Regions from separate parts of the Homo sapiens genome. Here region 2 is linked to region 1. The links are chromatin contacts, found by Hi-C in ENCODE. All regions are on one chromosome and are shown on one strand. The core of a region is the stretch at or near the end of the contact, and the rest is flanking DNA. Distances in the headings are between cores, read along the strand shown. Region 1 holds the start of ENHO (energy homeostasis associated). Region 2 holds the start of VCP (valosin containing protein).

The links. Hi-C counts contacts between places; a loop is a spot of excess contacts on that map. Pooled maps may share reads with other maps.
Region 2: a map of CD4-positive, alpha-beta T cell shows a loop between it and region 1 (4-fold over the local background). The contact joins the promoter of VCP here to the promoter of ENHO in region 1. A Hi-C loop is called at or near these places in 2 of 168 maps with a recorded cell type or tissue (CD4-positive, alpha-beta T cell and naive thymus-derived CD4-positive, alpha-beta T cell) and 5 of 50 pooled maps.

The regions. Positions count from the first base shown.
Region 1 is chr9:34,521,267-34,524,941 of GRCh38, reverse strand. It overlaps ENHO (energy homeostasis associated), which reads left to right and starts at 1,952. Exons shown (of 2, transcript NM_198573.3): 1 at 1,952-2,165; 2 at 3,086-3,675. The coding sequence starts at 3,247. The coding sequence ends at 3,477. RefSeq lists silencers at 1,527-1,896, 1,917-2,026 and an enhancer at 2,656-3,208.
Region 2 is chr9:35,070,496-35,074,170 of GRCh38, reverse strand. VCP (valosin containing protein) reads left to right here and starts at 1,546. Exons shown (of 17, transcript NM_007126.5): 1 at 1,546-1,834. The coding sequence starts at 1,818. It overlaps FANCG (FA complementation group G), which reads left to right. Exons shown (of 14, transcript NM_004629.2): 14 at 1-332. The coding sequence ends at 63. RefSeq lists enhancers at 979-1,028, 1,049-1,188, 1,389-1,438 and a silencer at 1,839-2,468.

The DNA.
Region 1 (3,675 bases), core at 703-3,202:
GGGAGTCATCCCAGACTTTTCCTTCCTGCTTACCTCCCCTATCCTCTAGTTCTCTAAGTCCCACCAGCAGCAGCTCCCAAATATCCTCAATGCTCTCCTTTTCTCTCTACAACTTTTTCCTTCCATCATTTCAGTCCCTTATTATTAATCCTTGCCTTCACTCTCAAATGCTTTCAAGCCCCCATTCCACACCATAGCCCAAATCATCCTACTAATTTCTGGATATGATCGCATTACTCTTCTGCTCAAAAATTCTTCAGTGGCTCCCCACTGTTTTCAGGATAAAATCTGAACTCCTGCAGCTGGGTCACAAAATTCGCTCACATTACACTCAGATGTGCGATGATTTAAGTCTCCTCTGTTTCCTATAACTAGGCTGATCTTTCTCACAATGCCCTCACCCTGCTGGGTAATGGGCAGTGGGGGGGAGCTAAAAGTAATCCACTCTGGTAAACTCTATAGGATCCAATAATTTATTTTAGACAGTCTCTAAGTACTTTGGTAGCTTTGGATGACTCAGTCTTCCCTTTCTTCTTTCAAGATAGCATCTGGATTTACAGGGGTCTTATGTGAATTTCATGGCATTGGATTGGGGGAAGGGGCCTCTTAGTCACATGGTCCTGGGGGTTGTGTCAGCTGGCATTTGCTGAGATGTGATCGATCTGCTATAAATTAGTGAATAACAACCCTGAGAGGTAGCATTACAACCATTTTACAGATGAGGAAGCTGAGGCTAAGAGAGATTTAGTAACTTGCTCAAGATCACAAAGTTAGTAAGTGAACCAGGAATCAATACTGCCCCGATTACAGTAGGCACTTAGTTATATGAGTCTAGGATTCCAGAGAGAAGTTAAGGCTAGACTTGGGAGCACTGGGAGTCTTCATGATATAGCTTCAGGGATGTGATCCTCCAAGGAGAGCATGTAGAGCGGGATGAGAAGACGGCCGGATCAGAATAGGTGACAATCACTGGCCTGTGAAGGTCGGGGAGGACAAGGTCTACCTCACTGCTCCTGTCCAAGCTATCTTCTTCTTAGGGGAGCTTTTAGGATGGCAAGGCAGGATTTCCACCACGCCTGCACCTATTCCAGCCAGGGCAGAACCATCGCTCAGGACACTCCATTTCTGTCCCAGACTCCCCAACAGCCTGGCAGCAAGCCTGCGACCAACACTGGGTAGGAACTCAGTAAATGTGTCCAAAGAACCTGTGTTGCCAGAGATTTTCACACCTCTTAGGGCCAGGGAACCTGGGGCCCTCTAAAGTGGGAATGCAGAGTCCACACCCAGGTGGCAGAGGGAAGTGCGGGACTGCACTATAGGCGGTTCCCTAGGTGAGGAGATTCAGTCTCCTGCCAGGTGTGGGGACGCGGGGCCTTCCTCCGGATGACTTACTTAAGAGACCTCTCCCAGATACAGAGGGGTGGTTTCCTCACATGTGGAAATGCAGAGGCCTTGGCCTTTCTCGGATGTGGGGTGTACAACCCTTCCAGGTGTAGAAGGTGCAAGAAATCCCTACCAGAGGTTAGGCCTTGCCCCCACCCCATCCCCTCTCCCGGGAAGGATCCAGGGCCAGCTACTCCTTCGGCCCTCCTCCCGCCCCGCGCCGGCACGAGAGGCGGGCTGGTCCCCACCTCAGCGCACCACCAATGGTGCGGGAACCGGGGTTCGGCCAGCCAATTGAGTGGCGGCAGCGGCGCTGGGATGGCTCCGCCCCCGGGCCGCAGGCCGCCGGCCTCCCAGGAGGCGAGGCTCTTCGCTGTTTTTGCTGGCCGCCGAGCCCGGCCGAGCCCAGCCGAACGTAGCCGAGCCCAGCCGAGCCCAACCGAACGCAGCCGAGCCCAGCCGAACACCGCGCAGCTCCCGCCGCCGCCGCCCGAGCGCTGCCGAGCGAGCGAGCGCCGCGGCCGCGGAGGAGGTGCGGCCCCAAGGGGAGGAGGTGCCCGCTCACCGCAGACCGCCCGCGGCAGAGGCCGCCCCGGTCGCGCCGCGGCGGGAGCGGCCGGTGGAGGCTGCGCGGCCGAGGGGGAGGGCCGGGGGAGCGGACGTCGCCTCTGCTGGTCTCCCACCTCCCGCCGCCCCCCGCCCGCAGGCTCCCAAGCCTTAGTCGGCGCCGAGCATCCCGCTGCCCCGGACCCTCCCGCGGGCGCGCACCAGGCTCAACTCAGGTAAGAAGGGCCTCCCGCCACGGGCACGGGGGCCAAGAACACGCGACCCGAAGATGGAGATAAAGAGACAGAGACACACTGCCGCGGAGAGAGACGAACACAAAGACAGAGACACAGGAACCACCGAAAAGACCCCACGGAGAAGGGGATAGGGACACGTCCATGGGAACAGAGGGGGATACAGCCTGGAAGAGAGAGAGAGACACAGAGACTGATGCAGAGATACACAGAGACACACTGGTAGAGAAATGAGACATAGAGGAGACATACTCAGAGATGGGGACACACGGAGAGGCAGCCACACACACAGAGGTGGGTGTGCAGAGGCACAGGCACACATCCAACGGAGGGACAGTGAGACACCAGACACACACACACACCTGACCCAGAGAGGCAGCCCCACATAGAGGCACACAGCCCTGGACGCACAGAGCCTGCACATGCCTGCCAGGGCCTCCACAAAGTTCCCTCTGTGCAAGCTGGCGCCTCTGGAGGTCTCCTGGTCGGGCTGGCTGGAGTCCTGGGAGAGAGGAGGCGCCCAGGCCACACCAGAGCTGCTTACAACCCCCATCCTTTTGGGCTGGGGGCTTCCTGGATCCCACCCACCAACAGAGGGCTTTTGAGGGCTGCAAGCTTGGTGGGCAGGACCAGGGCATGCCCACCAGGTCTAAGGAGAATGAGATGACGGCTGCCTACTGCAGCTTCCCCACGGTGGCTACACACTCATTCAGGTGGCCAGAACCAAGCCTGTGGATGGGGGTGATGGCTCTGTGGGGTATTCGAGCCTGTTGGGACCCAAGGTCTTTCACCAGGGAGGCCAGAAATGTGGGAGGGAGGCTCTCTTCCCTACCTCTCTCCTCCTAGGCCTCACCCCACCCTTCCTCCTCACCACCCTCTCCTTTACTGTATACCCCCAACAGGCTCAGGACTGCAGGTAGACATCTCCACTGCCCAGGAATCACTGAGCGTGCAGACAGCACAGCCTCCTCTGAAGGCCGGCCATACCAGAGTCCTGCCTCGGCATGGGCCTCACCATTGAGGCAGCTCCACTGTCTGTGCTGGTCTGAGGGTGCTGCCTGTCATGGGGGCAGCCATCTCCCAGGGGGCCCTCATCGCCATCGTCTGCAACGGTCTCGTGGGCTTCTTGCTGCTGCTGCTCTGGGTCATCCTCTGCTGGGCCTGCCATTCTCGCTCTGCCGACGTTGACTCTCTCTCTGAATCCAGTCCCAACTCCAGCCCTGGCCCCTGTCCTGAGAAGGCCCCACCACCCCAGAAGCCCAGCCATGAAGGCAGCTACCTGCTGCAGCCCTGAAGGCCCCTGGCCTAGCCTGGAGCCCAGGACCTAAGTCCACCTCACCTAGAGCCTGGAATTAGGATCCCAGAGTTCAGCCAGCCTGGGGTCCAGAACTCAAGAGTCCGCCTGCTTGGAGCTGGACCCAGCGGCCCAGAGTCTAGCCAGCTTGGCTCCAATAGGAGCTCAGTGGCCCTAAGGAGATGGGCCTGGGGTGGG
Region 2 (3,675 bases), core at 297-2,796, 550 kb before region 1:
TCTGATCGTGACGCCTTCCTTGAAGAATTTCGGACATCTCTGCCAAAGTCTTGTGACCTGTAGCTGCCACGTTTTGAAGAGCTTGAGCTGGGTCCCCAGTGGGCTGTCTCTCTGTGGGGAGGGCTTTCTGCTTCACCATCATTAGGAATGTGACCATTCCTATATAATTCCTGGACTGGTGAGATTGGTGGTAGGCCTGTGAAATTTGCCCTAGTTACTACCATTCTCGTTTTGGAGGAAACAATCTCTGCCACCACCAAGTCATTGACTTTGCTCGAGGCACCTTTTTTCCTGTTTCTCCTTTTCTGTTGTCGAGTAAAATTTCATATTTATCTCGTCTGCCTACTACATATACTTGCGTGGGAAGGCTTGTGACCGTCTAGTTGAGTGCTAGTTGTCTATGATGCCCTTTCCTGACATCGTCTACCTTATGAACTTGAAGTCTGGGTATGAGGAAAGGGCTACAGGAATCCTCACTTTGGAGGCAGTGGCTTTAGTCCTTCACATTGCCTGAATGCAGAGCCCCAAAGCCCAGGACAGTGACAATGAGTGGAGTTGGGTCTGAAGGGTGGTCTAGATAGGCCTCTCAGGACAAGGGCAGGTACCTGTTACTTAGAGACAGGCAGGTTTCTCTCAGAGTAACTCTTCACTCCCTTCCTAATTCCAAATTCTAGAAATTCGACTCGTCTTAGTCAAATGTGTCTGTGTGGGTACAGGGTGAAAGGTGAATTGAGTCAGCATATCACCAACAGCTGCCTGTTGACTACTAACAGGGACCCCTGTTATTTGGGGCCCAAGGATTTTCAAGTCCCAGCATATGCAGTTTTCTTGCTAATTTGGGTTCTACTGAATTGGCTGTGTGTTCTGTGGTTGCCCTTTGACTTCTCTGGATTTGAGTGCCTTATTATAAGGTATTAATATTAATGACGGGAGGAAGAAAGGCACAAGCGCTGAGAAACTGCAAAGGCTGTGGGATTGGGGTTACCAGAGGGTGCAGTGACAATGGGGTAGGAGTGGGGTGCTAGTCAGAAAGTTCAGAGTAGGGGTGGTTGGAGGCAGCGTTGAGAAGGAGCAAGAAGTGTCAGGGTGGTGATGGCGTCTTAGAAGATCTCCAGGTTTTGGGAGAAGATGGGTGTATGGGTTACCACAATAGGACTAGACTAATACAAGGGTTCAGTCTATTGTGCCACGTTCTTCCAGGAGGATAAACTCCGGAGCCAATGAACTGGAGCCAAGTGGGAGAGTCCGCCTCTAAGGGATTAAAGGGTCTCCTTTCACTAATCGATCTCGCCCTATTCCTTTCGTTGATTGGCTGAGAATTCCAATCCGTCGAGGAAGCGTAGCGTTGCGGCCAATTGACGTGGCGTTACTAGGCGTGTCGCATCACTGAGGCGGGAGCCAGGCCGCAAGCGAATTTCCTGATTGGCTGTGATCTGCGGGTTGCTGGGGAGAGGCGCGGAGAGGCGGGCGAGAGTCCGCAGGGCAGGCGCTGATTGGCTGAGGTGGGAGCAGCTTCCCTTCCGATGATTCGGCTCTTCTCGGCTCAGTCTCAGCGAAGCGTCTGCGACCGTCGTTTGAGTCGTCGCTGCCGCTGCCGCTGCCACTGCCACTGCCACCTCGCGGATCAGGAGCCAGCGTTGTTCGCCCGACGCCTCGCTGCCGGTGGGAGGAAGCGAGAGGGAAGCCGCTTGCGGGTTTGTCGCCGCTGCTCGCCCACCGCCTGGAAGAGCCGAGCCCCGGCCCAGTCGGTCGCTTGCCACCGCTCGTAGCCGTTACCCGCGGGCCGCCACAGCCGCCGGCCGGGAGAGGCGCGCGCCATGGCTTCTGGAGCCGAGTGAGTGTGCGCGCGCCGTTCGCTTGCTGCGGCGGCGCGCACCGGGACCAGCCGCGCAGGGTAGGCCCGGCGGGGCCTGGCCGTGGGCGCGTCAGAGAGGTGGAGACCAGGAAAGAGGGAAGGGAAGCTAGGGGGCGAGTGAGGGGCCGTGGACCCGGCAGGCCCGGCTGGGGCCAGCTGCGCACCCGCGCGCCCCCTAGGCGGGGCTTGCGTTGGGTCCGGGTCGGAGCCTGGGCCGGATCGTGCTGTGTCATGCAGGCCCCGGCCCGCCCGATTGGCTCCCTTAGAACGGACGTCTGGGCCTGGCCAGGTCTTCCGGCCCACTCCGCCGGCGCGGCGCCCCGGGGCTTTGGGGCGCCAGTCTGCCGTCCGGCCTACCACCCGCCGAAAGCCTTTGGTCCCCGGAGAGAGCAGGCCCCGCGAGCCCGAGGCCCCAGCCGGGCCCGGTGGGCGTGGACTTTGCGCCATGTGAAGGCCTCAGGAGCTCTGCCACCGAGGCGGAGCCCGGGGTCGGGGAAGGCCCGCCGAGCTCAGGGAAGCTCACAGCCGCCTTTTTGGAGCCGGGTCGGCGGGGCCGGAGGTGGGCATCCTCTGTGTGTGACCTGAGTCGTGAAGGACTGTTAGGGAGAGGGCGAGCCCTACCTTTCGCTTCTGGTCTTCTTACTTTAGGCCTGTTGTTCATACTAGAAAGTTTGAGCCAGTTTTCCTTAATGTTATGACTCGTGGGTGGGGAGAAAGGAATTTTTCTTTAACATTTTAGGTTCTTGCTAAAGTTGGAATCTCAGTTCGTGTTTTGTGCGCCTTTCCAGATTTCCAGGTTTCGTGGTGTGCAGTTTAGAGTTGCACTAACTCTTCAAAAACACAAACGTGCGCGCACTCCTTTCCCCAACCAGCTATATTGAGAAATTACCCGGGCTCTGGGGCTTTCTGACCCCACCTCCATCCTTAGGAAAGCGTTAGATAAAACTTGGCTACCTCAGCCCATTCAATTTAGAATAGAGAGCTTTTAGAGGCAAAAAAAAAAAAAAAAAAAAAAAAAAAAACACAGCCAGCCCAAGGAAACTCTATGCAAATTACCTTCCTTCCTTGAAGAGATTAGTTTTTTGAGGTGTGTTCCTTTTTCTCAAGTTTCTGAATTCGGATAAAGTATTACTCAGTTGCTTATTTAAAAGAGTCACTTATTCTGAAAGTATTCTTTTGGTTTATATGCAGTCAGCCTCTTATTTTCAAAAGTAAAAATCTAAAATTCTTGGAACCTGGCATCATCAGCTGTTTCTAACCTCTTGGTCACCTTGATGACTCTTAGCTGAAACCCTTCCAAGTCCCGTGGAGTCCCCTGTGCAGTTCTGGAAAGGGATTGACTTATACAGAAGACAATGGAGGATTGCCCCAAAGAGTGTCCAGAACTGCTGTTGGCCCATGGTCAGGCCAAATTCAGTCTTTTAGAGATTACCACATCTGATCTCAGTAGGTAGATGGGGAATTAGAGGCTTTACCTTAAGAAAAGGGCATACCACTCATCTCCAGAGCCAGAGTCCGGGATGGTAGGCAGAATGGAGGTTTTCCTAGGATACAGCTTTGAGATTAAAATACAAACTATTGACCGGGCACAGTGGCTCAGGCCTGTAATCCCAGCATTTTGGGAGGCCGAGGCAGGCAGATCACTTGAGGTCAGGAGTTTGAGACCAGCCCGGGCAACATGGAGAAACCCCATCTCTATTAAAATGCAAAAAGTAGCCAGGCATGGTGATGGTGCACACCTGTAGTCCCAGCCACTCTGGAGGCTGAGACAGGAGAATCACTTGAACCCAGGGAGGCAGAGATTGCAGTGAGGGAGATCG